2 separate regions of the Homo sapiens genome follow, and region 1 is linked to region 2. A link is an interaction called in ENCODE POLR2A ChIA-PET data of the cell type or tissue named here. Cell type or tissue: Panc1. All regions are shown on one strand. Each heading gives the region's core, and the rest is flanking DNA. Links, peaks and the distances in the headings are about the cores only. Region 1 has its middle 30 kb from the start of CLDN1. Region 2 has its middle 30 kb from the start of CLDN1.

The links. Peaks named below come from ENCODE experiments on the same cell type or tissue, not always from the same donor. Only the 100,000 strongest peaks of a DNase experiment are listed, where the experiment ranks them.
Region 1: POLR2A ChIA-PET joins it to region 2 with 5 read pairs; 5 of 35 experiments call an interaction of 5 or more read pairs at or near these places.

Annotation. Positions count from the first base shown.
Region 1 is chr3:190,343,788-190,360,365 of GRCh38, reverse strand. It overlaps a transcript of CLDN16 not described here. Among named protein-coding and RNA genes, the nearest start is that of CLDN1, 30 kb to the right of the region's middle. In Panc1, for the core only: no CTCF peak of the experiment used is centred there; no DNase peak of the experiment used is centred there.
Region 2 is chr3:190,284,353-190,300,930 of GRCh38, reverse strand. It overlaps a transcript of CLDN16 not described here. Among named protein-coding and RNA genes, the nearest start is that of CLDN1, 30 kb to the left of the region's middle. In Panc1, for the core only: no CTCF peak of the experiment used is centred there; a DNase peak (open chromatin) is centred at 3,916.

The DNA of each region.
Region 1 (16,578 bases), core at 6,286-11,285, 55 kb before region 2:
AGCTTGTGCAATCCTTATTGCTTTACTAGTTTCTCTCCCACCTAAATGTGAGGTTTCAGGCCTCCTCTCAATAAAAGAAGGACTGGGGCTGAATATCGGAAGCTTAGAAAATGTTCCTATTTTCCTCCCTGGAAACAGTTTATACTATTTTAGAGAATTTTGTATATCTTCTGCCTTGGACTAGACCTCTACTGTTTGTTGTATTTCTTTGGGCATCTATACTTGGTTTGCAAAGTTTCTTTGTTTCTTGCCTACTTTGCTCTAAATAACAAAGTCAGTTTCTTTTTCATTCTACAGTTTAAAGACCAAGGGTCAGCCAAGCCTCAGTCTCAGCTCAGCCCAACCCAACATAGCTTCAACCAGCCCAGTTAAGAATTCCAGCCCTAGCCAGAGTGTCATCTTGGCCAAGAGAAGCATTCAAATACCTTTCAGTGCCAAAACTCGAGATCCATGTTTCTTCACATCGAGCCTCATAGCTCCTTTTAGGCCACAAGTTCTAGTCACATCAAATTTCAGAAGTTTCTGAACATTTCTTTCTCTTTAATTTGTTTGCATCTTTAGACCTACCTTTCTTATTTAAGAAATATTCTAACCATTTTCTCTGCTTTGGGAATTTATCCTCTAAGACCTGGCTCGCTGAAGCACTCTTCTTCAGTGCTCCCATGCTACTTTGAACAAGCACAGATCACATTAGTTGTAAATATTACCTGTCTGACTCAACCATTGGACTGTAAGGAACAGGGTTTTATTGAGCATTGTATATCCTCTTTGTACTTAGTACTAATGTTAACATTTAAAATCTTTTCACTAGGTGATAGTTGACTAAAGATACAGTTTTTTACAAAGCAGGATAAGAAACATCAAAAAATGAAGCATTATATTCATTTACCTTTAGAAACAACTGTAGGATTGCAATAAAGCTGCACTGGATTCCACTCATTTAATTCAATTAGAGTTTACTGAACACTTACATAGAGCTAGAACTCCAACATATGTGGAAGAAACTGAGTGACAATACTGCATAGGCATTAAGAGAGTCAAATTTGGAAGTCCTTCATGCAAGGTGTGTAATGTCTGAATTTAAATGTTAAGGTCATTTGTTCAGGAGCAAAATAGATGATAATTTTTGTTCATCAAAACTTTTGCCAGAAATAAGACAAATTGTAATGCAAACAAGATTGCAGTTGCAGGAGATGCTTAAAACACTTGAATGACCAAATTGTAGCATTTTCCAATCATTAATTTATATACAGAAAACAAATGCCCTGATTACAAATCATACTGTGTTATAAGAAAAGTTTATTAACTTGAGTAAATACATGTATCAAAACAATAGAATATCAGAAAGCCCAGAATGAAGCCTTCTGCAATTTGAATAATTTTATTCTTTAAAAAAATAATAAATTAGGTTTCAGTAATGTCCTGAACTATGAATATTTTTCAAAGGAAAGGCCATAAGGCCTCTTATTTAGGAAAATTTACCCATTAAATTGGATTATATCTTTCAGTAACTACTGATGTCCTTCCAAGGGTAACAATGGGAAGAAACATGGTCTGCAGCAGAATTGGATTTAATGAAAAAACTATGTCCATTGAATTTCAATTTAGGCAGACTGGTATGATGGGTTAGGTCATCATTAGTTGTCTAATACAATATTAGCCTGTTGAAGCTCTGAGCAATAAACTTGTTGTTTTTTTTAATTTTGCAGGAAAAGTTTACTGTGGAGATTAATTATGAAATCTTGGGAATAAACAGCCAGCTCTTACTGCAAAATCCTACACAATTTGCAATCATCCTACAATTGCTGTTATCCCTAGTGATGCTTTTGCTTTCCAGTCTACCCTCTGTGTGTGGTAGAGAATTCACAGAGTGAATCTTTCTGTCTGACTGATCCGTGTGTTTGTACTCAGGAGGGACGAGTCTGATTTTTATTCCACTTGAAGTATTCAGTCCTATGTGTCATTCGTACTTGAAAGCTGCTGAATTGGAGAAATGAATGCACTCATGATTAGATATTCTTTTTAAATTATTAGAGAAGACATGCTTTATAATGCATGCTTTATTTCTGGTATCCTTGTGGTAACTCTCAGCGGCTCTTATTATGACATAAAATTCACAGAGTCACACTCTGGGCTTACAGAAATTTGAGGGAAAAAGAAAAAAAAGCATTTCTCCTAAATCACAAAGCAAATTATATTTATTCTTATTTGTGGAAGAAACATAAAAAGGAAAGAGACCAGAGTTTAAGATCCAGATTCTTTTCTTTTTTTTCGTAATACTGCTTATCCACCAATACGTGCCAGTCAGTCTCATTTTTAGAATCCTATTCTATATATACATACTGAAGTCCTACTACCAGACCTCTGTGCTAGTTCCCATGACCCAGGGGAATATAAAAAATATGAAAGTAAAACAAACAATCTCTCCTGTGAAGGAATTTACAAATTGTGGCAGAAAGACACATATGCAATATAAATTAACGTGTAACAAGGACCATGAGACTAGTCTGAAGTGCTTGGGGATTATGGAGAAGAAAATGTAACCGATACAGACCCAAAGATGGCTTTAGGCAGGCTGTGGTTTGATTTTACAAGCATAGAAAGATTTAGCAACAGCAAGAAAGAGGTACATTTGCAATCTGGGCTGATGGGAAACCACGAGTAAAGCACCAACCTGTGAAAGAGGAAAAACACAGTCAACATACCAAGTGTGCAGGGTGTGGTGTAGGAGTGAGAAAGGTAAGCTTAAATTATTTTGGGAAGAACTTTCAGTATCATACTGAGGAACTGGACTTTAGTCTTTGGAAAATTGGAATTCCTTAGGGGTCACATTTGAAGTTTAGAAAGATCCCTCAAGAGCAGAGGTGAAGCACAGAAGAGGAACTAGAATGAGGAAAGGAAAATGAACAAAGGTGAAAGAAGAGTTAAAGAGTTGTTATGTTAATCCAGGCAAAAATAAAGAGTGTTTGAACCAAAGTATTGGCTGTAAGGAGAGAGGACACAGTGAATATGAGAAAATTTTCAAACCAAAATTACGAGTTCTCAGTTAGAGAAGGGCCTGGCTTAATGATCAGGTAGATTCAAGGTTGTGTTTTTCTGATCCCAGATCTGCAAGTTTTAGAAAGTTTTCTATTTTAGAAGCTCATCTACAGAACTCTGCCAAAATTCTGCATTAGGACATACTCATAGGAGGATGTTAATCCTGTAGGAACATTCCCTGTAAAAATGAAAACGACTTCTTTTTGAGTTCCAAAAATAAGGACTGTGATTAATTTGAGTACCTTTAAAGCTTTAAAGTGGATATAATGACATATACTTTGAATATATCAGGTAATAATCCACAGGATTTTTAACAGTGAACACTGATTTTCATCTTTTGAGAATGTAAAATGCAAGGCTGTGTATAATCTACATAGCGAATTATATGCCAACTCCATTAGAATCTTTGTATATTAGTTCACATGGGATAATTTTGCAATTTGAAGGCAATATTACATAACTTTTAATAATTGAATAATAAAATATTTTCAACCTAAATATTATGATATCTGCAATCATTATGTTTCAAAATTATATAACTTATCCATAGTTGTAATAATAATTCTTTCTTTTATAGCATGGAATATTTATTTCAGTAGGACATTATGGTATAAGGGAAAGATAAAACTTTATTTCTTCAAAATAGAGAGCTATCTCAATATCACTCATTGAATATTATATCCCTACTGCTTTTAAATGCCAGCTTTATTACAAAGTAAATTATTTTATATGTTTTAGTATGAATAACATTGGGTTTTAAATCAGATTGAGGAAGGGCCATCTAATTATTTTAGATAAACATGCCTTTGGTTTACCACAGACAGGTAATTTACCACAGTGGTATTTGGGCCTGGCAGTTCAAAAATTTTCCATCAACATGCACATTAGTCTGAAAATCTACAGATTTGTCCAGACATGAGTATGTATGCTTTGTGTATATAACATTTTGTTACAAGCAAGAATCATCTAAATTTGAAACTTATGACTTTCAGATCTTATCACACTTATTATAGCAGTATTTTTTCAGCAATTAATTGGGATGGTCTGAAAAAAAATGTAGAGACATATTCAAGCTTGTTTTTTATTAACTCCATAAAATGCAGGATAAAAATAATCTAAAGATGTCATTACTAATATATTACTTAAACTTTCTTGGTATAGGAACCTGAAAAAAAATTGTATATGCTTAGCCTACCAAAATGATGACTTTTATTCTTTTCAGCAAAAATCATATTGATTTTCCTCAACTTCCTCTTCACCCTGAATTTCAAGAGGAAATTAAGAGTCACTAAATCTGAACTGGACCTAAAATAATTTTAGGCTCAGTTCAGTTTTTAGTGACCCTGACTTTCTTCATGTTAAAGACTCTAAAAAGTAAAAATTGACCAATTCAGGTATATTTCATAGGAAGTTAAAAAAAATAAAAGAACCAACCAACAAACAAAAAACCCCACAGAAATGAGAAATCAAAGTATGGACCTAAAAAAATGCTTCACTTTTTTCCTGATCTAAGCTATATCAATAATTAATTATATTGCTATTTTTCTTTTATATGGGTAATCTGGCATTGGCTATGTGCATACCACTAGAATCTCAATGCATGTGAATATTCCATTAAAATGCTCTATATTGGTTCTCACAAGATCTCAAGGAAATTTTTCATATAAAACATTGTAACAACAAGAATATTTATTACTAGGATTACTAGAGAATGACATGTAAAGTCCATAAATCACACATTTTTCTAATAATCTGAGATCTGATGTTTTGTTTTAAATTCTTAAGAAGTTTAAATTATCCTAGAGAAAAGGTGGGTCATTCTACAAAATTATTTCTCAAGTAGTTTTAATTAGAAAGTTTTCCAAAAAGAAAAATAGAGTCGATAGAACATTGCTTTTGTAGTCCAAAATCAAAAGTTTGAAGAGAAAAGAAGAGGACTTGGGGATTTTTAACAGGCCAATAATTTTTAAGTATTTGGCTAAGGTGGAGGTAAAGAAAAGTCACAGAAATCAATATTTTGGTGTGAATTAGAATATATTAAAAAAACAAAGTTAAAGACATCAACAACTAAAAAACAAATGATTCTTAGTCTAGCCACGACAAACCCTGTTTATCACAGACATTTAATTATCTCTAAAAGTATATAATAATGGTGTGAGAAAGAGAGACCAGATTACCAGGAGGTTTTGTTGTGTGTAAGTGTAATTTGAAGAAAAAGGAGCTCTAAAAATAACTTTGAAATGCTTTTTGTGTGTTAGACATTTTTTAGTTACTTTTCTTCAGATGAATATAACAGTGCCAAGAAAAAACCATTAGAATAATGTTGATTTATTGAACTAATACTTTGACCTTTTCTGTGAGCCAAACCACTTGTTAGGCACTTGACATGGTAAGGTGTATAAAAACACAGTTACTCTGAGCAAAAGGAAAGATTTTATGACATCACATAAAAAAGCAGAGGTTTCAGAAAGGGCAGGAATGGATCTAATATCAGGGACATCCAAGTTCAGGGTATTCAACCCTTTAGGGTTTCCCATCTCTTCTCCCTGCTTCTCGCTAGCTGTTTGCTTCATTCTTTAACGGCAGAAACGCCACAAAGCCTGAAACTATAAGGTTTCAAGTAGTCCTAGGCTTGGCTCTGAATCTCTTCTTGTGAAACATTCCCCATAATCTCACAACCAATGAAAACAAAATTTTGCCCAATTTGCACCACTTTTAAAAAGTAGAAATGTCTCTTATTGGCCAGACTGGATCACGTGCCATCTCAGACTGTGGTCCAGGCATCAGGATACAATGATTGGTTCACCAGTCTTGCCATCAAGAGAACACGAAGACAGCACAAGAGTGTCATAAAGAAAAGAGTGTGTCTTCAAAATCCCTTTTTATATAAAGTAATTAAAAATGAAATCCATCATGTGACAGTTCCACCTCCGTAAAAGGGGAAATTAATATACAAGGTAGGCACACCAGGAAATGAAATCTTGGGAATCATTTCAGAATTCTACCTATCACACCTTTATTAAACATTCCTGCAAAGAAACTGTGGTTGACAAAATAATAGTTCCCTAAAAGATATTTGCATCCTTATTCCTGAAACCTCTGAGTGTTAATATTATACTCCAAAAAATGCCTCTGCAACTATGATTATCAAGATGAGACCTAAATGCAGTCACCAGTATCTTTATAAAAGAGAGAGAGAGAGAGATTCAATACAGACATAGAAGAAGGCAACATAACTATAACCGACAGAGATTGGAGTGATGTAGTCAAAAGCCAAGGAATGCTGGCAGCCAGCAGAAGCTAGAAGAGGCAAAGAAAGGATTCCTTAGACCCTCTAGAGAAAGTGCAGTCCTCAAACACCTTGATTTCAGCCCAGTGAAACTGATTTGACTTATGGCCCTCAGAATTGGGAGCGAACAAATTTCCATTCCTTTAAACCACCAAGTTAGTGGTAATTTGTTACAACAGCCACAGGAAACTAGTACAGAAACCATGAGTTGAAGGTAAGATGAATAATGTTAAGAACAGGCAAACTCCATGAGACAAGGAGGGCTGTCACTTTTACTACTAGAACCAGCTCTTTGTCAGCAACTTATCAATAAAAATGATGATACAGAAAGGTCTGGTAAAGCCAACTATAGATAACTAAATGAATTAAATATCAAGAGGATGATTTAATATCTCAATTGTTTGAACGACTCTTAAGTGTATATTGTGCCTTGAATGTTAAAATAAAGCCATGTAAGAAAACCTTTAAACTAGTGTTTATTTCATCTTGATCACAACTTCATTTAAGATTTAATAACACAAACTTGTGGTCCATAGACATAACTAAATAATTAAATATACATATTCCTGGGGTACATGCTTTATTCATTTATTTATGTTTTTATTAGGATTGGGTGACCAAATGACTTTGAAAGCCATTGCCATAAACAATGGGAAGCTATTGGAAGCTGGGTGCACTCATCATGATAAAATTTATATTTTAGACATAATAACTTTGGTATGGTGTGGAAAGTAGGTTGAAGAGAAGAAACTGAAAGCAAAGAGATCAGTTAAGGGGTTGTGAAAGTAAATTGCTCACAGCAGGTCACTCTGAATTTTGGATGAAGGTGGCATAGTCTTACAGTTAATAATATAATAATTAGCAACTTACAGGATTGCTGACTGGGTGGCAGTCTCTGTGACTTTGTATTAATGCTCATGATAACTCTTTGGAGTAGGTACTATGTTTATCCCATTTTACAAAATCACTTACTCAGCAAATATTAATGAACACTTACTATTGGTTGCGTATTTTATTAAGAGCTGAGGAGGAAATTAAATTGTACTTAAGGGCCATAAAGCTTCTAGATACTGAGCTGGGATAACATTCAAGTCTGTTTGACACCTATTTCTGAAGGGTGGAAAAATGAGGAAAGGGAAATATGAAATAATTTAGCACTATCCTAATTGTTTAAAACCAGTGATCTACTCACTGCTTATACAGTTGATGTAAGAAAAGAGGTTTTTTTTATCCTTTTTTTTTTTCTGAGAAAACAACAGAGCCCCGATAAATTCTACGAGATTCTCTTTGGAGGCCCCAAACTATTCTGAAAGCAACTGCAATGTTTCAAGGACCTTTTGATGTTCTAGAATAGTAGCTTTTGCTTATACTAATGAGACACGGAGAAAAAGAAAATTGTCACATTCAAATACAGCAGTTTTCTGTGCGACTTTTCGCAACCATAGCTACTTTGATTTCTAATTACATGATTAGTAGCTAACCTGATTAGCTCTGCCTGAGATACAAAATTCAAATAGCACTTTGCTACAGAAAGTGGAATTTACTGTTAGAATAAACATTTCAAAATAGTGTCATAAATATTCCTAAAGCTAGAAATGACCTGGAATGTTAATCTTGTTTATCCTTCTGCTTTAGGACAGATCTAAATAAAGACAATTCCAATCACATATTCTGTTTCTGAGCTATTCCAATATAATTAAATACAACAAATATTTACTGAGAATTTATATGTACCAGGCACAATATCTAGAAAAAGAAAAACTAAATTCACTTGGCAAACTTTTCTTACTCTTTAAAATTGTTAATTATGTTTGAAGTTGTAAAGAAGCTATCCTGATCCCCCTTCCTTTTTTATTGTTTTACTAATTTATTTGTCTTTTTTTAAAAAAAAAAAAACTTTTTCAATTGCCTTCTAGTTTCAGACAAATAATATTTAGAAAAGCATGATTCCAAAATTATAATCACTGTCAAATTAAGACCATTAATTACCTGTGTGTTCTCAACCTAAGCAAAATGCAGAATATATGCAATTACTGGGATAATTCAAGCCAGGAAAAACATTTTGCTGTACTTGCTAGAGCTCTCCCTGATATTCTGATTTATATCTGGGAGAAAATGGTCCAGTTTAACTTGAATACTCTTGAATGTTTCCACAATTAAAAGAGAATATAATTCCCAGTGGCCCTATAGTCAATATTACCTTTCCTTTTAGAATGCTAATAGATAAAATAACGTTAAGTTTTTGTGATTTTTTGACTGCAATATTTGCATTAATTATTTACCTAGTTTGTTTCTTGGTTATTTTGTTTTCCATCTGTTTACCTCTATTTCTCCCCAGCAACAGATAATCTTCAGCCCAATATCTGCTAATATGTTTCATGATTTTGACTTAAAAAAATAAAAACCTTAAAAAGTAATAATAACAACAACAATAATAAAATGTTCTATTAATTCAATGTTTACTAAATGGCAGTCACTGTACAATTTTGTTTTAAATTCACTGGTTTGTTTAAATATTACTACAATCCTATGGACTAGGTTACATTTTACACATGAGAAAACTGAGACTCAGAGAGGCTATTGTGTTAATCTGGGTTCTCAAGAAGCAGCTCTCAAGATGGGATTAAATGTGTAAATTTAAGTAAAGGAAGCACTTATGCTGAAGAAAATAGAAATAGAGCTGGAGAAGGCTGGGAAAAAAAAACAGTCTGTTTCAGTTCCTTTTGCATTGCTGTAAAGGAACACCGGAGACTAAGTAATTCATAAAGAAAAGAGGTTTTTTGGCTCATGGTTCTGCAGCCTGTCCAGAAAGCATGGTGACAGCCTGTGCTTCTGGTGAGGGACTCAGGAAGCTTCCAATCAAGGTGGATGGTGAAAATGAACAGACTTATCTATATGGCAAGAGAGGGACCAAGGGGGTGGGGGGGAGTGCACAGTCTTTTACACAACCGGATTTCCCACGAACTCAATTACCACTCATTAATCAAGGAGAGCACCAAGCCATTCATGAGTGATTTACCCACAAGACCCAACACCTCCCACTATGCCTCAACTCAAACATAGGGGTCATATTTCAACATGAAATTTGGCGGAGACACACCTCCAAACCATATCACAGACCACAATGCAAGTCTGGCCCAGAATGAAGAAGACTGCGAGGAAAGATTGTCTATAGACTAAAGAAGTTTGAGCAAAATCATAGTGAACCCTTGAGCCAAACTCAATGATAAAAGATTTGCCTAACTCCCAGGAACAGGTCAGCCTAGTATTTCCTCTATACTCAGTCATTGGTCAGATAAGCCTAAGGAAGTTATGGCCTGAACCCAAACACAGTAATAGGTTTCAATGCCAGTAGCCTGAGCCCAGTCAATTAAGCTGCCTGTAGGTCTGGAAGGTGCATTCTCATGGCTGCCACAGCTAGTTAAATGGTGGAGCTGAAATTCATCCTTGTACATTCCTGACTCCAGAGGCCTTTCCCTTTACCTGTGATATTTTTCATGACCTTTGCATGTTCTCTTGATTTTGGTATCGAATACTTTTTTCAACATTATAAAATCAAAATTAGCAATTCTTAGTTGCTTTTCAAAATACACATTGACTCTTTTTAACATTGTCATTTTTAATATCTTTAATATGATAAGTAACAATACAATCCAACATCTATAATAAAGTATATATATATATATATATATAACATTATGAACTATGATTCTTAAACTTCAAGTACTGCTTTTATGTAGAAAAGCTTTATCATTTCACACCAGACTTTGGGCTAATTTGAAGAGCTTTACGCAGGGAATAAAATGAATCATGTCTCAAAAACCTGTTCCTTTTTCATACAAATTTGAAAATATTTCTACTGGATTCTACTGGATTCTTAGAATCTTCATAAGACATTAAGATGTACTTAGATGTGGGAGGGAGATGGTTAAATGCTTGTCTCCATGCCCTGCCCTGTGCCTGGTCCGCTCATCTATTCCTCATTTTCCCATAGCTTGTTTGGTCAGGTCATCCCCTCAAAAGATTAGTACATCAGTCATTTCTCTGTACCAAACCACCCGAAATTCAATGGTTTTAAGACCAATCCTTCATTATTGTAGCTACCATGCTTGTGAGTTGAATGGGTTAATCAAGGCTGACCCAGTCTGAACTCACTTATATACCTGCAGTTTGACTGGGGCTCTACCCTAGGATAGGCTTGCCTGGGGCAGCACAGCTGAGAAATCTTTCATTTTCCTTCTTTACCTTGGGTCTAGCTCAGGCATGTTCTTCTCATGGTAATGGCAGGAGTGCAAGTGTATAAAAGGAACATGCAAAGCCTCTTGTGACCTGCATGTAGAACTGGCACACTATCATTTTCACCTCATGTCAATGGATAACACAAGTCACAGGGTCAAACTATGCAAGTCAACGGTTGGGAAACAATACTATAGTCCTTTTATAGACAAAAACAGTGAAGTCACACAGAAAATGATGTGGACTCAGGAAAAGTAAAGACATGACCATTGATGAAACATACCATGAATGGGGATCTGTATTAGTCTGTTCTTGCACTGCTATAAATACCTACCTGAGCCTGGGTAATTTATAAAGAAAAGAAGTTTGACTGACAGTTCCTCAGGCTGCACAGGAAGCATGGCTGGGGGGCCTCAGGAAACTTACAATCATGGCAGAAGGGCCAAGGGGAAGCAAGCATGTCTTCATGTGGTGGCAGGAGAGAAGGAGTGAAGGGGGAAGCTCTACACACGTTTAAACAACCAGCTCTTATGAGAACTCACTCACTATCATGAGAACAACAAGGGGAAATTCATCCCCATGATCCAATCGCCTCCCACCAGGTCCCTCCCCCAACACTGGGGATTACAATTGAACAACTGGATTTGGGTGGGGACACAAAAACCATACCAGGGTCTTACCATACTATTTCCTTTCATCTATCTGATATCGATTCATCAACCTTAATGCCCATCAATGACAGACTGGATAAAGAAAATGTGGTACATATACACGCTGGTATATTACGCAGCCATGAAAAAGAATGAGATTATGTCCTTTGCAGAGACATGGATGGAGCTAAAGACCATTATCTTTAGCAAACTAACACAGAAACAGAAAACCAGACATCACATGTTCTCACTTATAAGTGGGAGCTAAATGATGAGAACACATGGCCACATAGTGGGAAACAACACACACTGGGGTCTTTTGGAGGGTGGAGGGAGGTAAGAGAAAGAGGATCAGGAAAAATAACTAATGGGTACTAGGCTTAGTACCTGGGTGATGAAATAATCTGTACAACAAACCCCCATGACACAAGTTTACCTGTGTAACAGACCTGCACATGTACCCCTGACCTTAAAACTTAAAAAATGAATTCTTTAAATATTTATTGACACAATTTCATAAAAGAAGGTTTGCTTGGCAATGGGGGCATAGTTTTTATTTTAATGGGATAAACAGACATGAAAGCATATTGTTTTCTTTCTTCTGGTCTGACCACATTTATCCATGAGACTTAAGTGACTGCAGGCCTGTGTTGTAGGCTTTTGCTTTCCTTCACTCTGCACAGTCTCTCTAAGCAATATCTTCTATTCCCATGGCTTTAAATGAAACAAAAATCAGTGTGGGTGTGTATATCTTTGTAAGAAACATAATCTTCCAAAGACACACACCACACACACACACACACACACACACACACATTGCAGTCTTGCTGTCTTCCTTGACATTGTGGTCTCATCTTTTTTTTTTTTTTTTGATTTATTCTTTTTTTTTTTTTTTTTTGAGACGGAGTCTTGCTCTGTCGCCAGGCTGGAGTGTAGTGGCACCATCTCAGCTCACTGCAAGCTCCGCCTCCCAGATTCAAGCAATTCTCCTGCCTCAGCCGCCCGAGTAGCTGGGATTACAGGCAAGTGCCACCGTGCCAGCTAATTTTTTTTTTTTTTTTTTTGTATTTTCAGTAGAGACGGGGTTTCACCTTGTTAACCAGGATGGTCACAATCTCCTGACCTCGTGATCCACCTGCCTTGGCCTCTCAAAATGCTGGGATTACAGATGTGAGCCACCGCGCCCAGCCCATGGTCTCATCTTCTACCGATTCCTCGCCCTGTACCACCACTAGGTTCCCTATGCTCCAGCCACAGACCTTTTTTTCTGTTCCTTACAAACTACAAGATCATCACTGCTTCTGGGCTTTTGTGCACTTAGATCCCTGAAATCACCTCATATCATGCAGGTCTCAGCTCACTTGTCGCCACTTCAGAGAAACCTACTTTCATCCTCCAAACTGAAGAAGGTAATCTGTACCAATCATTGACTTTCATATCACCTCTTTTTATTGTCTACACAGCAGACATGCCTAGTTGAAATTGTCTTATTTATCTTTGTTGTTTATTATCTGTCTCCCCCATCAAGAATGACATTTCCATGAGGGCAGGAACTTGCCTATCTTATTCACAACTGTGTCCTTGATACCTAAGATAATAATTGACATGTGGCAGACACTCATAAGTATTTAGTAATGATGAATGAATGCTACAATTTTCTGATGGTCTAACACAGACCTTTCTTTTGAGTGCCAGATCGTTATATCCATTTATAACTATATGTTCCTTGGGCACTTCAAACTCAGCACTGGCATCTCTGAATTTTTCTCCTTTCTCTCTAAAACTATCCTTTTGTCCAGTGTTTTCTAGCACTATAAATAGGAGGTCTACCCAGAAAAACTGGTAGTTTTTCTTGACTCCTCCCTACTTTCTCATCACATCAAAATTATTAACAAATGTTATTGAGTCTACTCTAAAAATATTTATCAGAATCATCTATACGTTGCCATCCCCATTGCCACCATCATCATGGCTCTGCAATCGTTTCCTAGCTGGTCTCTCTGTCAATCGTCTCTGCCACATATTAGCTTTGTGACCTTGGACATATTTTTAAACTTCATAGTGCCTCAGTTTCCTCACTCACCTCTCCAGTTAGGCAAACATCTTACAGTTACAGCATGAGGATAAAGAGTATCCTCCAAAATAATAATAGTGTTCTCCAAAGTGTCCCCCCGCCCAAACCTCGGCGTGTGAACTTATTTGGAAATAGGAGCTTTTCGGAAGTAATAAGGTAATACTGGATTAGGGTGAGCCATACAATAACTGATGTCCTTATAAGGAGAGAACAATTTGGACACAGAAACATGGGCAGAGGGAAGGCAATGGGAGACACAGGGGAGAATGTCATGTGGAAAGGCAGAGGCTGGGGTGATGGATCTGCAAGCCAAGCAACACCAGGGATTGTGAGTAACCACTACAAGCTAGGAGAAGGCAGGGAAGGATACTTCCCAAGATCCCCTTCAGACAAAGCCTATGACCTTACTGGTATCCTGATCTCAGACGTCTGGGCTCCAGAAAAATGAGAGAATGAATTTCTTTTAAGCCACCTAGTTTGTGGTAATTTGTTGCCACATCCCTAAGAAACTAGTATAGTTGTTGTAAAGAATACTAGGACAACTTACATAAAGAATGTACAGTTTTGGCTATAGTAAGCATAAAATAAAATTTAGTTATTATTTTAATTTCAGCATCATTATGAATCTAGATCAAAACTGTTAAAACGCAAATATGACTGGGTCACTATCCTGCTTAAAATTGCCGGAGGATTTTTATTGTTCATAGAATAGAGACCAAAACTTTAAAACAGTTCAAAATTCCCTGTAGCAAAATCTGGTCACACACCCACATCTCTACATGGTACTTCTTTTTCCTTCAGTTTTTTTTTCCTTCCCTAAGCAAACAGAACTTCTTTTGAATTTTTATTCTCTCTCACCTCCAGGCATTCTAACATGTGGTTCCCTCTGCTAAAACACTTTCTTTTCTGTTTCTTTCCTTCGGTCTCGGTGTAAATTCCTTCTTTAAGGGAGTTCCTTCCTGGTTAAGGAAGATCCCTCTGTCTTACGTGCCATAGGACGCTTCAGTTCTATCCTTGGCTACTTCCATCACACTTCTGAATGTTCATGTGTATTGTCACTTACACTGTAAGACCTAAAAGGACTGGTTACAAGAGTCTTGTTATTTGGGTTTAGTCCAGTCCCTGGCATATGCTCAGCACTACCTCAATAAATATTATATATATTACATAAATAAATGAATAAGATTATTTCAATACAATGTAATCAATACAGTAATAAACATACAGTTGTTAGTTTAAAGGAGGGGACAGATGGATAGACTGGCAGATTACCTGGGACAAACTGAAAGTCAGAATTTTATGAGAAGGAAGGAAAGCTGCCAAAGTGTGTTTATTTTAGCCTCTTCCTGTATTTCACGAATGAATAACTGGAAGCCCAGTGAGGTAAAGCATTTAAACAAAGCTGAACACCTATCAGTGGCAAAACTAGAACCAGAATTCCTTTTCCTCATCAAAGAGTCTTTCTAGAGAGCATTATGCTGCTTATGATAAAGAGAGACGGAGCTAGGCCTGTAAAAAATAAATATGAGATTAACACAACTGAAAGAAGAGGCTCTGGAAAAACACGAGGCTTGTTTACAGAGGAAAAATAATAGTGATGAGATGAGAGCATTTTCAAATAATTCCAGGATTGCCAAATAGGGTGATTCAAACCTGATAGGAAGTAACTCAAATTCCATAAGTGCAGTGAGAGAATGTGTAACTAAGGGAGGAGAAGTCAAATTCCTGAGGTGCAGTGGGTGTGTGATATGAAGAGGAGAAGAGAAAGTCCCTAAACTGAGAAATATCACAAAATGAACAAAGAGGTTGTGAAAGACCTTTTATCTGGTAGTATCCATCCGAGCCAAAATCCTGCCTGCCTGCCCCTAGAAGCTCTTGCCAGCTATCTCCCTGGTTACTATCAAAGCTGGTAAGACAACAAGAACCAGGAACTTAAACTGTAGCTTAATACAGAGTTCACTAGCAGCACTGTGTGTGTGTTAGGTGGAGAGGGGTGTCTTTAGTCAAATTACTTTACCCTTTAAATCTACAAATTTCAGTGTTAACATTGGTATTAGCTTAACTCTTCCTCTGTCTCTGAATTTTGTCTATTTTCCCCATACTCTTCTAAGTAAAAGTCTGATCTTATTCATTTATTTACACTTCTGGGTAAATAGAATTATTTCCTCTGAATCGATCTGTGTGAAAATACAGCTACCTGACCCTTCTCTGCCAATATTCAATGTGTCCCTAAATCCCAACCAAATTCCTAGCATGAGCAAGAAGACCCCCTTTTACAGCTTGGCCTAATTTTTGCAACTCTTTCTCCAGACATTTATCCTCCTTTATTCTATAACCTAATCACATGATTATCTGGAATCCTTAGTTTTTTTTTTTATTTCCACAGCTTTCCTTATGCTACTTTTTTATGGAAGACAAGGAAAATTTAGTGATTTAATTCTTAATGTTTTGCCAAAATAAAAGTGTCGACTAAAAGTATACATACATATATAATTTTAACATTTAATATATTTTCACATTTATACAAATGCATTTACAGAATACATAGTATGTAATACAGTATGTACTATGTATAATTATGAATTATATATAATATACATTATTCACTACTCTATAATACTTATATGAAAATTAAGAACAGTTTATATACACATTAAATCTATCAAATATTAATGACTGTTTAAATAATATTTAATAGCAATTTATCTGTAGTACTTTTAATACCAGTAGTGAATATGATTAAGATAATTAAAGCTTCTTGGAGGTGCATGCATAAAAATCCACATATGGCTTTTCTGGGAATTTTAAGAAGTTATTCAGAGATGTTTAGGTAATATAAGCAATTTCTCTGAAGGTGTTATTTAGTTACAGAAATTTGGAAGCTCTGTGTTTTATAATGATGGCTATTCTTCATACGTGCTTTCAAAGCGTTTTTCAAAATTATTTTTTATATTTTTTATATTTCATTTCATTAAAAAATGTATTGTGCACATTTAAGTTATACAACATGATGTTATGATACATGTATATAGTAAAATGATTGCTGCAGTGAAACAAAATAGCAAATCCATCATCTTACATATTTATTCATTATTCGCCCTATCACATGTGAAGATACAATCTACCCATGTAGCAAAAATCTTGACTACAGTACATTATTATTTACTGTAGTCTCTATTTGTACATTAGATCTTTCAACTTGTTCATCCTACGTTGCTACTTTGTATCCTCTGGCCTGTATCTTCCCATTTTCTCCCCCAGACCTGAACTCTGATAACCACTGTTTTATT
Region 2 (16,578 bases), core at 1,610-6,609:
TCATTCTTTTTTTCACTGTGAGAGTATCATCAAAGAAATCTGGTGTGTTAGGGTCACAGACCAGCCCTGGATTCTGACCCTGAATCTGCCCTTTTAATAATTGCATCTTTATAATTTAATGTGATAGAAACCAAACGTGTCAGTTTAAGTGTTCTGGGAAGGAGGATGCCAAGACAGAGTTAGACTTGCAAAAGCATGATGGCTAATGCCTGTGGAGAAAAAAAATAGGAAAAGGCAGCAGGAGTAGATAGCAAAAGTCTTTGCCAGGGATCGGAGGGATCAGCAAACTTTTTTCTGTAAATGACCAGAGAGCAAATATTTCAGACTTTGTGGGTCACATAAATTGTCTATCATATATTCCTAATATTCAGTCGCTTGTATCGTTCTTCGAAATATGTAAATCATTCTTAGTTTGTCGGCCATACAAAAAACAGGCTGTGGACCAGCTTTAGCCTACGGGCTATAGTTAACAAATACAGCCTGGTCTGACACCTGTGAATGGATAATAGGAAAGCAGGAGAATTGTGTCAGAAAAACTTCAGGCTGTTGAGTGTTCTTATAAAGCCTTGTGGCCAGCCCATGGGGAGTTCTTGTTTAAAGGATGTCCATAAAGTAGTCCTGCATTGGGCAGCAATGATCACTTCCTAATGCCCCCTCTGTATTTACTCATTATCTGTGAGCTGTTAAAAGTGTGGCTTTAACTAGAAAGTTGCAGCAGCTGCCAACAGCACTGCAGCGAAAAGCTGTCAGCAAACTGCCCGCCCCCACGACCCCTCAACTCCCACTCCGTGGAAGATTCTTACTTGAAGAGCAGCATACCTCCTGAATGTCACATGAAAGTACAGAGAATTAGCCAATAGAGCTTTGGTTTTCTCACATTCCAAGTTGTCCCAAGGTAGGTAGTAGACAGATGCCTTGATGAATTTGTAAAATCATTGCTCAGTCATCTTCTCTCCTTGTCATTCTTAGTGTATGGCTTCCGTTCTCATGGTTATTTTGGTTCCAGGAAGGTTACTCTACCCTCACTCTTACCACCTTATGCAAGTCAAGAAGATGAAGACGCAAAAGAAGGATAAGGCAAAAAGGAGAAATGAGTGGTACCTATATATCAGAAAATCAAAACTTTTTCATAAATCCTCAGTGGGTGGAAAACTGAATAGTGGGATAGAATAGAGAGTACAAATAGACCTAAGCATGTATGGAATTGTGATATAAGACATGATAGTATTACAGATCAACAGAGAAATGAGGGATGCTTCAATACATGCTGTGGGGCAAGTGGATATTTACAGGGGAAACAAACAAACAAACATGGTCTCTAACCCATACCATACACAAAAATTACTTTTACATAGGTTAAAGACTTAAATATAAAAAAAATTCAGAAAAAATACAGAAGAATAAATTTCTTACCATAAATTAAAGAATTTTTCTAATTAAATAAGACACAAAAACAAAACCTTAAAAAATAGTTACATACAACTATGTTAAAGTAAAGGACTCTGTTCATCAAATACATAATAGAAACATCAGAAGGGGCAATCCAAAATTAGGAAGAATAACCACCACATAGTATATAATAAACAAAGACTTAATATTGAGAACACTTTTAAAAACCAATAGATCAATTATAACAAATACAATCAAATGGAAAAAAAAGCTAAATTCATGCAAAGGCATTTTGCAAAAGATAAATGATATAAGCTTATTAAAATGTGAAAATATGCTCAATCTTATTAATAACTTTAATAATAAAACCTTAATAAAATTAATGAAAAATGTAATTTTAAACCAGACTCATGTCCACAAGATTGACAAAATATAAGATGTCTGATATGCATCCAAGTGTTGTAGCATATGTGGATTAATGATGGTCACCAATTGATCTAATAAATTTTGAAAGGAATACTAACATTATACTGTAAATTTAAACATCCAACTTCATATTAAAATGCATTAATAAGCATATATTTTTGAGAAACTCTTATATGTATATCAGGGTACATGTATAAGAATGACAATTATAGCTACAGTAAGAAAACTGGAAACCTTTAAAATTTTCACTGGTTTAATGATAAATAATTTGTGGTGTGTTTACACATTGAAACATTTTATAGCAGTAAAAATGAAAAAAATAAATAGATGCAGTTATATGTAAAATGAATATTTTCTTAGAAACAATTTTGAGTGAAAAAAGCAACTCCCAGGCTCACACCTGTAATCCCAGCACTTTGGGAGGCCAAGGCGCGCGGATCACCTGAGGTCGGGAGAAACATGGAGAAACCCTGTTTCTACTAAAAATACAAAATTAGCTGGGCGTGGTGGCACATGCCTGTAATTCCAGCTACTTGGGAGGCTGAGGAATGAGAATCACTTGAACCCAGGAGGCGGAGGTTGCCGTGAGCAGAGATCACGCCATTGCACTCCAGCCTGGGCAACAAGAGCAAAACTCCGTCTCAAATACAAAAAAAAAAAAGCAACTCCCAGAAGGACACATTGCACGTAATATCATTTTTAACTCGTAGCTAGCAAAACTAAATAATACATTGTTAAGGTGTGTGTGTGTGTGTGTGTGTGTGTGTATAATATACATGTGAGATCAAACTATTGTAAAGAAAAGGCATGGACATGAATAACAAAATTTAGTATAATGTTTCCTTTGAAAGAAGCAGTAGGATGGTAAAGAAGTTACAAGTATATGGTTATTGTTGGTAACGTTCTAGTCCTTGGGTTAGGTAGTGGGTTCATAGGTATTCATTATATAACTATTATGCTTTAAGACTTACATATATTACATAACTATTCTTTTTTGTTTATATCAGATAGTATATGGAAAAGACAATAAAGAAATATGTTTTAAAACAAATAAATTCCTCTATTTTTATGTCTCATTGGATAGAATGGTTGTCCATGGTCATATTCAGCAGCAACTGAATTAGGGCGTTTAGTTTCATGGATGGCCACGTTGCTGTCCATCAAAACCAGCTTTTGCCTACTTCATTAGCTATGTAGCCTTGACAAACTTATCTTTCAGTCTCAGTCATGATACGTGTCCAACTTAACTCACAGAGTTTCAGTGGAAGTCAAATGACATATGTGAATGTCCTTTGTAAATGAGAAATACTGGATAAATGTAAAGGTTTTTTTTTTTTCAGGTATGTATATATGTGTGAGTGTATATGTGTGTATATATATATATCTGAAAAATAAATATATGTAATATATATTTTATATATTTATATATTAATATCTACATAATATCTATGTATAGATATATAATATAGATATATATTATATATTATATATTATATTATAGATATTATAGATATATATTATATAGATATATATTATATATTATATACTATATATTATATATCTATATTATTATCTATATATCTATAATATATATATACATATCTATATATAGATATAAATATAGATATATAATATATAGATAATATAACAATTAATATGATACATATATTTACATATGTATGTAAATTATATATATATATGTAAAATGAAAGCCTATATCTTCAATTTCAAGCACACATTTGGGTAGAGTCCTTTCCCCGTTTTCAAATATCATCCTGCCTCGTGTCTGTCTGTCAGAATAATATATGGACTCAGCATTGAGAATTCCATATTACAGAATTAAGGACATTTTCTGTTGATGTGACTTTTTATCTAAAAAGAATAAACTGAAAAATGAGTCTAAATGCAGCCACTTTGCTATTTTAGTTCTTCATAAGACTGGAAGCAAAGCAATTTTACTGAAATGTTATCAGTGAAACTACTCACTCTACAATGAAACATTTGTGTTTACTTTTGTGTTTAGTTATTTTGTGTTTAATATGTGTCAAATCTTTATCCAAACAGAAATGGTATAAAGAGATGAGTAAGACAGTCTGTGGCTCAGGGCTACTTTGTTGTAAAAACCCAGTGACACCATTCTGACTGTGGTCCTACTGTTTATTCTCTATCTAGCAGCAAGATCTTTGGAAGACATGTTAGGTAATTATCTTATCACTCTACTGTTCACAATCCTCCAAGATTTCCACATCACTTAAAATTAAATCTGGGCCGGGCGCGGTGGCTCACGCCTGTAATCCCAGCACTTTGGGAGGCCAAGACGGGCGGATCACGAGGTCAGGAGATCGAGACCATCCTGGCTAACACGGTGAAACCCCCACCTCTACTAAAAATACAAAAAATTAGCCGGGCGTGGTGGCAGTCGCCTGTAGTTCCAGCTACTCGGGAGGCTGAGGCAGGAGAATGGCGTGAACCCGGGAGGCAGAGCCTGCAGTGAGCCGAGATGGCACCACTGCACTCCAGCCTGGGCGACAGAGCGAGGCTCCGTCTCAAAAAAAAAAAAAAAAAAATTAAATCTGACATTAGCTACTTTCCCATCCTCATACGTTATTACTCTCCTCCTAGACCATCTTGACCTGGCCATACTAGTCTCCTTGCTATTTCTGAGATGTAACAAGTGCACATCTTAAACTTACTGCTTTTTTCGCAGCATCAGTTTTCTCCCAGAAGAATTTTCTTACCAGAAAAGACCTCTCTGACCACCCTTTATAAAGTAGCCACCTATGACACTCTATTCTCTTTCCCTGCTTTATTTTTCTTTGTAACATGACAAGAATGACAGAATATTATATTTTTATTCATGCATTACTGTATTGCCTGACTGTTTCATGAGAATGAATGCTTTATAAAAGCAGCTATTTTATATGTTTATGTATATTATGCTCGTCATTGTATCACAAATGTTTAGAACAGTGCCTATCACATAGTAAAGCTCAAATAGTAACTAGCAAATAAATTAATAAACTAATGTATAATGATTAAGGTAGAGTATATGACTCAAGTCAGATCAATGAGGCTCCATTTCAGAGCTTTTATTATAATTATCAGGGAAGAAAACTCTTCATTTAGAAGATGAAATAAAAAACCCTAGAGCCAATAAAAAATCAAATGAACATAACTATGAAAAGAGCAGAACTGAGGCTGGAGAAGAAAAATGCCTGATTACATAAATCAAGCCTCTTGATCCAGCCCCACGTAGAGTGAGTTATAAGCCTAGAATTTTCAGTTTTATGAACATATACATTTAATATTTTCTTAATGTATTTTGATGTGTATTTCTACATTTAGTTCAGACAGAGTCCTGACTAACATATTCACTGATCTCCTTTTATACAAATTGTTAGATTGAGGCCTGTAAAAAAGAAGAGTTTTGCCCAAACTCATAAAAACAACGGAGCTAAGATGTAAACATGGATCTTCTGAGTTCAAGTACTGATCTTTTTCTTCTGTACAAGCAGCTTCCAATGCTCTGTGATCTCAGGTTGTACATTTACAAAACAGCCTAGTATTCCAGCCAGGAATCCTAGGAAATTAAGTAGGTTGGTATTAAGTTTCCTATGCTGTTTAATCGTTTTAAGTCTAAACTGCCACCTCACTGTGAGGGAGTCCAACTCCGAAAAAAGAAAAGAAATCCCACAAAGAAAAGGTTAGGATTAATCCTTTCTGTCCAACCTAAGCCATAGGTTTGTTAAGGAAAGAAAATTTGCTTTTATAAAGATTCTCTTTTCCTCTAAGACGGGTACCATTCATGCTTTTTTTCTCTGAGTTTATTGCAGGTCATAGATATTTTAAATCACTGCATCATGATGAATGTAATCAGTTATTGTTTCTGTGTATCATTGTGTACCTGACAACCACACAATCTCATCTTAAGACTGTCAGAGAAATGAGAAAGTATCTTGCTTGGTACCTGGCACTTAGTAGGCATCTGATAACTTATATTCATTAAATATGAATATGAGCGTGTCTTGCCTATAATACTGTAAAAATTTATAGGGAAATTGTCTTAATTTTTATAATTTCGAGCCCTGAGATAATGCCTCTATTGAATTCCCATGTTTTCAGTTTATTATCTGTTAGAACATGATTAAAATAAAGCTAGAAAAGACTAACAGTCTCCACATTATATTTTGAGTTTACTGGAGAAGACAACAATAAAATGTGGTGATAACTTCATGATTTAATCCTCATATTTATTACTTTCTTACTGAGTTTGCAAGACATTTTCAAAAGCACTTTTTAATCCAGTTTTTATAAGTCATGTGGTTTATAGTTTAAATTACACTATTTAATATAGTAAGAACATTGTAAATTGTCAGAATCAATAATATGGTTCTACAGAAAAGATTAGGGTAAAAAATGTTCTTCAGAAGAAATTGTTTTTAAATTAAAATATAAAAGCTTTGTTTATTGAATATATTAATAATTTGTGTAAAATGATAATTTCAAACTTTTAAAGAAAGTTTATTTTGTTAATTGTTTAAACAGGACATGTTTTGAAACTTGTTTTTATTATTACTGGCTTTTAAAACTCTCCTTATTTAAAAAAAGTAAGTAAAAGCGTGCACAATCCAGAAAATTTAAAAATTAAATTAATTTACATTCAATATTAAAATTTTAGACAATGCTTATTTACTTTGACTATTAATACATTGTCTTTCAATGCCAATCAGCCTCTCATTCAACCAAAAGTATGAATTAAGTGCCCACAGCTATCAACTACATGTGGTGTGCTCTGAACACTTATTTAATACTAGCAGCTTAAATTGTTCCATTTTTTTAGTTGAACTAAGTGTCTACTTTGATAAAGTCATGAGGTCAGAACTTAGATGTGTAAACATTATGAGACATGGTTGAGATTTGAAGTAGTTTAGAAGGAAGCATTTTAAGTTAAATACAAGCACAAAACTCTGCCCTAGCTGAAAAATCCCCCAGATTAGGGTAAATCCCAACAGAAAGCAATTCTCAGGACAATAGACAGCCTCTGGTTTCTCCTTCCTGACATTCTGTCAAGACTTTTCAACCAAAACTCATCTAAAACTGTCACAAACTTAAAACTCCAGAATCATTTGTTTATTGAACTCCACACTTGTTATACAGTACTTGCTCAGTATTTCCACTAAAATGTCTAATAGGAATCTCAAACAAAACATGAACGAAACCAAATTATTGATCCCATTTCTCTCCCTCTGTCCTCCCTCTTTTAGACCCTTTGTCCCCTACCAACAGCAAACAAAACAAAAACCTGAGATTCTAATCTTCTCGGTTTAACTGTTTCTCTGTTTCTTTAGCCAGTGAGCCAAGGTCTTGACAATACTGTTGAATACATTCTTTGTCTCATACGCTATGTCCAATCCATTATTAAATCCTGTTAGCTATAGTTTACAGTTTACCCCAAATCTGATCCCTGCTCACTTCTCAATTGGATATTAGTCCAAACCCCACAGTCCCTCATTTGAACTATTGATATTTTATTGGACCTTTTCATTGGTCACTGGACTTTAATCCTTGTCCACTCATGGTCTAATTTCCAGAGAGCAGCATGATTATCTTACAACTCAATTCATAATTGTGTTTCCCTTCTGCTCAAAACCATCTAAGGCTTTTACACTTAGAATAAAACTCAAATTCTACACCTTGGAATATGATCTACAAGGTCCTATATATTACATGGCCTGATATGGATTGGCTTTGTGTTCCCACCCAAATATCATTTCAAATAGTAATCACCAGGTGTTGAGGGAGGGACGTGGTGGGAGATGATAGGATCATGGGGGTGGTTCCCCCATACTGTTCTTGTGATAGTGAGTGTTCTCATGAGATCCAATAGTTTTATAAGGTGCTCTTACCCCTTCACTTCCTTCACACATTCTCTTGCCTGCTGCCATGTAAGACATGCCTGTTTCCCCTTCCACCATGATTATACGTTTTCTGAGGCCTCCCCAGCCATGTGGAACTGTGAGTCCAATAAACATCTTTTCTTTAAAATTCGTAGTTCTTTATAGCAGTGTTAAAATAGACTAATACAGTAAATTGGTACTGAGGCAATGAGGTACTGCTATAAAGATGCAGAAAATGTGGAAGCAACTTTGGAACTGGGTAACAGGCAGAGGTTGGAACAGTTTGGAGGCCTCAGAAGAAAACAGGAAGATGTGGGAAAGTTTGGAACTTCCTAGAGACTTGTTGAATGGTTTTGACCAAAATGCTGATAGTGATGTGGACAATGAAGTCCAAGCTGAGGTGGTCTCAGATGGAGATGAGGAACTTACTGGGAACTGGAATGAAGATCACTTTTGCTATGCTTTAGCAAAGAGACTGGTGGCATTTTGCCTCTTCCCTAGAGATATGTGGAACTTTAAACTTGAGAGAGATGATCTGAAATTGGAAGTTATGTTTAAAAGGGAAGCAGAGCATAAAAGTTTGGAAAATTTGCAGCCTGATGATGCAATAGAAAAAGAAAAACCCATTTCTGGGGAGAAATTCAAGCCAGCTGCAGAAATTTGCATAAGTAATAAGGAGCCAAACATTAATAGCCAAGACAATGGGGAAAATATCTCCAGGGCATGTCAGAGATCTTTGAGGCAGCCCTTTCCATCATAGGCCCAGAGACCTAGGAGGAAAAACTGGTTTCATGGGCTGGGCTCAGGGCCATACTGCTGTATACAGCCTTGAAACTTGATGCCATGCATTCCAGCTGTGGCTAAAAGGGGCCAAGGTACAGCTTGGGCCATCGTTTCAGAAGGTGTAAGTCCCAAGCCTTGGTGACTTTCACGTGCTGTTGTGCCTGTGAGTCCACAGAAGTCAAGAATTGAGGTTTGGGAACCTCCACCTGAATTTCAGAGGATGTATGAAAATGCCTGGATGTCCAGGCATAAGTCTGCTGCAGGAGCAGAGCCCTCATGGAGAACCTCTGCTACGGTGGTGCAGAAGGGAAATAAATGTGGGGTTGGAGGCCCCACACAGAGTCTTCACTGGGTCACTGCCTAATGGAGCTATGAGAAGAGGTCCACAAACCTTCAGACCCCAGAATGTTGGATCCACCAACAGCTTGCAATGTGCACCTGGAAAAGCCACAGGCCACTCAATACCAGCCCATGAAGGAGTTTCCCAAGGCTGTGGGGGCCCGCCCCCTTAATCAGTGTGCCCTGGACGTGAGACATGGAGTCAAGGGGATTATTTTGAAGCTTTAAGATTTAATAACTGCCCTATTGGATTTTGGACTTGCATGGGGCCTGTAGCACCTTTGTTTTGGCCAATTTCTTCCATTTCAAATGAGTGTATTTACCCAGTGCCTGTATCCCCATTGTATCTTGGAAGGAACTAACTTTATTATTATTATTATTATTATTTTACAGGCTCCTAGGTGGAAGGGACTTGACTTGTCTCAGATAATTAGTTTTGAAATGTGAAAGATGTAATATTTAAGAGGGACCAGGGGCAAAATAATATGGTTTTGCTTTGTGTTTCTACCCAAATACATCTCAAATTTTAATCCCTGTGTGTTGAGGGAGGGACCTGATGGGAGGTGACTGGATCATGGAGGTGGTTTCCCCCATGCTGTCCTCATGATAGTGAGTGAGTTCTCATGAGATCTGATGGTTTCATAGGGGGCTCTTCTCTCTTCACTTCTGTTACACCCTCTCTTGCCTGTGGCCATATAAGATGTGACTGCCTCCCCTTCCACCATGATTGTAAGTTTCCTGAGGTCTCCCCAGCTGTGTGGAGCTGTGAGTCAATTAAACCTCTTTTTTAATAATTTACCCAGTCTTGGGGAGTTCTTTATAGTAGTATGAGAACAGACTAATACATGGCCTTTTGTTTCTCTGATACCATCACCTCTCCTTGACACATTCTTCAACAGCCACATTGATCCCCTTGCTCTTCCTCAGATATCAAAGGGATAGTCCCACTGCAGGCCATTTACATTTGCTGTACCCTCTGCCTAGATTGTTTTTCTCTAGATATCCACATGCTATGGTTCCGCATAGCATTCATTATGCTCAAATGTCACCTCATCCAAGAAGCTTCCCAAGACCATCATATAGAAAATAGTACATAACCCAGCCCCTCATTACTCTCTAACATCCTACTTGTTTTTTTCTTCATAATTCTTATCACCAACTGACAGTTATTGGCTTACATGCACATTTTTTATATTCCCACAGATATGTAGAATTTTTTTGTTTTCATTTACTGCTATATCTCATTTCTAGAACTGTGCCTAGCCCAAAGCTAGTATTTGATAAATAACTAAAAAGCAATTAATTCCTCTTCATTTCTTTCACTACTTTGATATAATTTTCTTTCACATATCCCTAATAAATTAGAATTGTAATAATTATTTATCTGTGATTTTCCTACATCCTTTCTGTAAGATAAAGGTTGTATTACCCCTCTATTTTAAGATACTCATTGCTAAGCAGGTGAGATAGTTGGCAAAAGAAGATAAATTGCTTTTATCACTTACCTCCTTGTAGAATTTCAGAGATGAGCTGATGAAAGGAGGACAATTTATGGAAACGAAAATGGTGAGGTATGAAAGAGTAGGTTTTTTTTCCTTAAAATTGTCTTCCACCTAGGACTGAAAGAGATCCTGAAGGTCAAATGATACAATTTAGACTAAACCTAATTCTTTTTCAAGTATACTCTACAAGTGGCCATTCTTTTAGCCTTCACAGACAAAAGCTCTCTAAAATGCAAGGTGGCAGATGTTATAATTCAGAAACTTCCCCCAAATAAGCTCCGCCCTTTAGAGAATCTTTCAGCACATTATTAGACTTTATTCCATTTATCACTAGAGGACATTTTTTCTGTGAAGTCCCCAAAAAACCACCTTTCAGATTCTCTGTCTCGATGCTAAGCAACTGTGAAAACTGTCATAATTGCTGAAGTTCACCATCAGGCCCTGCTGAAAGATTGTCAGCCTTTCTGTAACCATGATTCAGTTCACAGATCCCAGCAAAGAGACATCTGTGTCTAAAGACCTTTCAAAAGAGACTTTTGTCATGAACTTACACCAGTGTTAGATTATGTGACAAGCTTGTCAGTGTTGATAAACAGTAATGCCAGCTATAGTTGTAAGAATAGGGAGCCACCTACTTTGACATGAACCATCTCAACTCTTTCTGTAACCAGTTTGTGAATTCACCATGACACTTAAATAGCCTCATGATTAAGTACCCTTCCATTTACTACCTCTATGACCTTGATGAGGTCATTAATCCTCTGTAATTTTCAATTTATTCAGTTTTAGTTGAGAGTAATAACAATGAGTACATAGTTATTTTAATGATTAATTTTGAATTATTGATCATTCAAATCAAATTTTAATAAAATATTTTAAATATATACTGTCTTAATAATAGATAATTCGATACTTTAAGACTTCCTGCTCAATAACTAAGAAATGAATAAAACATTTTTATTGAGTTGTCCATAGAATTTGATAGTTCAAATTTATATTCATCTTTTTTTGGTATTATTTTCAACATAGAACCTCCATGGCAACCAACAGTGGGTCTCTCAGATACGGTGAGATTAAATTTGTTGGACAAATGAGATAATCTTATAAATATGATAAAGAGAATCATAGAAGGACTGATGTCACCAAAATGGTAAAATAGAAGGTAGTCTGCTAATGCCCCCTAAAAACCTAGAGTCAAAAGTCTGTCTGTGAGAGCCTCAGGATTCAGGTAGGAGTTTGTGAAACCCTGGTAGAGCTCAAGTCCTTGGAATGTTGTTTCAAAAGTGCAGATCAACATCCAGGTGGCTGATCTGCTGAGCTTGCTTCTGGGTTCAAGTCCAGTAATAGTTCAGTCCCCCAAGGGGCTTGGCTACAGCCCTGTTTGGCTTTGAACCTGAGCCCAAAATCAGCTGCCATGTGGTCCTGAAGAAATTGAGCACCCCAGTCCCTTGGCAGAAAGGCTGGTCTGCTCACTAACATTGATCTTGGCAGTAGAACCCGAAAGTTGCCCTGTGGTGCTACTCCAGCCTTCTTCAGTTGACCTCCCAGCTCAGAGCTGCTCACACAATGACTCAGAGGAGACTTGCCCATATTTCCCAGCCTGGGAATCTAACCCTCCTAGACAGGCACACCAGCCAACTTCTTTTCCACAGCAGATCCCAAAGAGGCTCAGTGTTAGATCTGGTCCCTCTCACTACAAACAGGAATCTATCCCACCTGTACAAGGACTTGCGGAGAACTATGTACCTGTCTGGATCAAAGAGATGGTCTCTTCAGCCTGTCCCATAGCAGATCCCAAGGGGGTCTAGTCCCATCTTTAGTTCTTCTTGTTGTAGTTGGAAACCATTCCTGCCTGTGCAAATACCTACTGGGGGGCACACCTATCTATGCCACTGGGATATCCTTCTAGACTCAGGTACCTGGGCAGCATTCTCACACAGCCTTCGTACCTTACTTAGATCTTCCTCAGGTCTAAATAGGCTGGAAAGCCATGTCAACCTCTGAGCCTTTGTGAGACTTTTGACAAACCTGGACTTAGAGAATCCACTAAGGCTAAGATGACTACCGTGGTCACAGGCTCAGGAAACAGAACAATCAGTCAGTTTAGAATCTCCAGATGGCCCTCTGAAGGACAGGCACATAAAAAGCCAGCCTGTGAAGACTAAAATACTTACCTAAGCACTCAATGTATAGACAATATCACACTCTACAAGCATCAAGAACAATCAGGAAAATATGACCTCATCAAGCAGGCAAAATAAGGCACCAGAAACTAGCCCTAAAGTAATGGAGATGTGTAATCCCTCAGGAAAATAATTCAACAAAGCTATTTTAAGAAATCAATGTACAAAAATCACAAGCATTCTTATACACCAATAACAGACAAACAGAGAGCCAAATGATGAGTGAACTCCCATTCACAATTGCTTCAAAGGGAATAAAATACCTAGGAATCCAACTTACAAGGGATGTGAAGGACCTCTTCAAGGAGAACTACAAACCACTGCTCAATGAAATAAAAGAGGATACAAACAAATGGAAGAACATTCCATGCTCATGGGTGGGAAGAATCAATATCGTGAAAATGGCCATACTGCCCAAGGTAATTTATAGATTCAATGCCATCCCCATCAAGCTACCAATGACTTTCTTCACAGAATTGGAAAAAACTACTTTAAAGTTCATCTGGAACCAAAAAAGAGCCCGCATCGCCAAGTCAATCCTAAGCCAAAAGAACAAAGCTGGAGGCATCATGCTCCCTGACTTCAAACTATACTACAAGGCTACAGTAACTAAAACAGCATGGTACTGGCACCAAAACAGACATATAGATCAATGGAACAGAACAGAGCCCTCAGAAATAATGCTGCTTATCTACAACTATCTGATCTTCGACAAACCTGAGAAAAACAAGCAATGGGGAAAGGATTCCCTATTTAATAAATGGTGCTGGGAAAACTGGCTAGCCATATGTAGAAAGCTGAAACTGGATCCCTTCCTTACACCTTATACAAAAATTAATTCAAGATGGATTAAAGACTTAAACATTAGACCTAAAACCATAAAAACCCTAGAAGAAAACCTAGGCATTACCATTCAGGACATAGGCATGGGCAAGGACTTCATGTCTAAAACACCAAAAGCAATGGCAACAAAAGCCAAAATTGACAAATGGGATCTAATTAAACTAAAGAGCTTCTGCACAGCAAAAGAAACTACCATCAGAGTGAACAGGCAACCTACAGAATGGGAGAAAATTTTCGCAACCTACTCATCTGACAAAGGGCTAATATCCAGAATCTACAATGAACTCAAACACATTTACAAGAAAAAAACAAACAACCCCATCAAAAAGTGGGTGAAGGACATGAACAGACACTTCTCAAAAGAAGACATTTATGCAGCCAAAAAACACATGAAAAAATGCTCATCATCACTGGCCATCAGAGAAATGCAAACCAAAACCACAGTGAGATACCATCTCACACCAGTTAGAATGGCAATCATTAAAAAGTCAGGAAACAACAGGTGCTGGAGAGGATGTGGAGAAATAGGAACACTTTTACACTGTAGGTGGGACTGTAAACTAGTTCAACCATTGTGGAAGTCAGTGTGGCGATTCCTCAGGGATCTAGAACTAGAAATACCATTTGACCCAGCCATCCCATTACTGGGTATATACCCAAACGACTATAAATCATGCTGCTATAAAGACACATGCACACGTATGTTTATTGCGGCACTATTCACAATAGCAAAGACTTGGAACCAACCCAAATGCCCAACAATGATAGACTGGATTAAGAAAATGTGGCACATATACCCCATGGAATACTATGCAGCCATAAAAAAGGATGAGTTCATGTCCTTTGTAGGGACATGGATGAAATTGGAAATCATCATTCTCAGTAAACTATCACAAGGACAAAAAACCAAACACCGCATGTTCTCACTCATAGGTGGGAATTGAACAATGAGAACACATGGACACAGGAAGGGGAACATCACACTCTGGGGACTGTTGTGGGGTGGGGGAAGGGGGGGAGGGATAGCATTAGGAGATATACCTAATGCTAAAGGACGAGTTAATGGGTGCAGCACACCAGCATGGCACATGTATACATATGTAACTAACCTGCACATTGTGCACATGTACCCTAAAACTTAAAGTATAATAATAATAAAAAAAAGAAAAAAAAAGAAAACAAACATCAAGAAAACAAAGAGAATCAATTTGGAATTTATCAGAGAAACTTAACAGAGAGATGAAATAACGAAAGCAAAACAAACAAAAAATAAGCAAACCCCCAGAAATCCTGGAACTGAAAAATACAATGAATGAAATAAAAAATGCAACAGAGTATCAAGATCTGCATCAATGAAAAAAAAAGAGAAGAATCAGTGAGCTTGAAGACAGACTATTTGAAAATATATAGTCAGAAGAAGAAAATGAAAAAAGAATATAAAGAAAAAAACAAAGCTTATGTGATCTATTGGATGACACAAAAAGAGCAATATTTAGGTTACTGGAGTTAAAGAGGGAATTGAGAAAGACAAAATGGTTGGATGGAACCATAGAAACAATAGAAAACTTTTCATACCTGCAGAAAGATATAAATAGTCAGCTAAAGGAAGGTCTAAGGTCACCAGTCGGATTCAACCCAAATAAGAATACCCCAAGAAATATTACAGTCAAATTCTAAAAGGTGGTAGGCAAAGAGAGGATCCTGAACGCAGTGAGAGAAAAGAAGGAAAAAACATGTAAAGGAAGATTTAATATGCCTGGCAACAGGCTTTCAGCTGAAACCTTACAGGCCAGGAGAGAATGGGACAATATATTCAGAGTTCTGAGGGGAAAAAATTGTTAAACAAGAACACTGTGCCCAGTGAACTTATCCTTCAGAAATGAAGAAGAGATAAAGACTTTCCCAGACAACAAAAGCTGAGAGAATTTATCACTACCAGACCTATTCTACAAGAAATGCTAAAGGCAGTTCTTCAAACTGAAAGAAAAGGATGCTAATGTAATTGCAATATTAATATTGTAATTGTGGTGTTTACAGCACTTGTGTCTTTAGTGAGAATATCAAACCACAAAACTATTAAAAGTGAGAATGACTACAAAAATTTGTAAAGCAATAAGAAATATAAAAATGTGAATTGTGACACAAAAAATTCAAAATGTAGAGGAAGAAGGGAATTAATTCACAATGTATACCAGGTTTTTGTCCTGCAAGTTGTTTGATTTCTTTTTTGTTGTGGTTGCATTCATAGTTAAGTCAGTATTAGTTTTAAATATTTGTTATAAGTATAGAATGATTCTTTTTTTCCTTTTGAGACAGAGTTTCACTCTTCTTGCCCAGGCTGGAGCACAAAGGCATGATCTCGGCTCACTGCAACATCCGCCTCCTGGATTCAAGTGATTCTTCTGCCTCAGCCTCCCAAGTAGCTAAGATTACAGGTGCCTACCACCATACCCGGTTAATTTTTTGTATTTTTAGTAGAGATGGGGTTTCACCAATTTGGCCAGGCTGGTCTTGAACTTCTGACCTCAGGTGATCCACGCACCTCAGCCTTCCAAAGTGCTGGGATTACATGCGTGAGTCACTGTGCTCAGCCACTACAGGATGATTTTAGTAAGTTTCATGGTAACAAAAAAGCAAAAATGTATAAGACACTCAAAAGTTGAAAAACAACAATTTAAAATGTAGTACCAAAGAAAATCACTTAACCATGTATAAAGACAGTAGTAAAGGAAGACAGGAATTACACAAAAACTAGGAAACAAATAACAAAATAGTAGGAATAAGGTCTTACCTATTAAAGATAATATTGGATGTAAATAAACTAAATTCTACAATTAAAAGACATAGAGTGGCTGAATAAATTAAAAATAAAAACTAGGCTGCCTACAAGAAAATCACTTCACATATAAAAACATACACAGACTGAAGGTAAAGGGATGGAAAAAGATACTACATGGAGATGGAAACCAAAAAAGATCAGAAGTAGCTGCACTTACATTGGAAAAAATAGACTTTAAGTCAAAAACAAACAAACGACAAAGAAGGTCATTATATAATGATAAAGGTCATTATATAAGCATTATATAATGATTCATTAAGAGGATCTAACAATAATAAATATATTTTCTACTCAATACAAGAGCACCCAGATATATAAAGCAAATACCAATAGATCTAAAGGGAGAGATAGATTACAATACAAAAACAGTAGGAGAC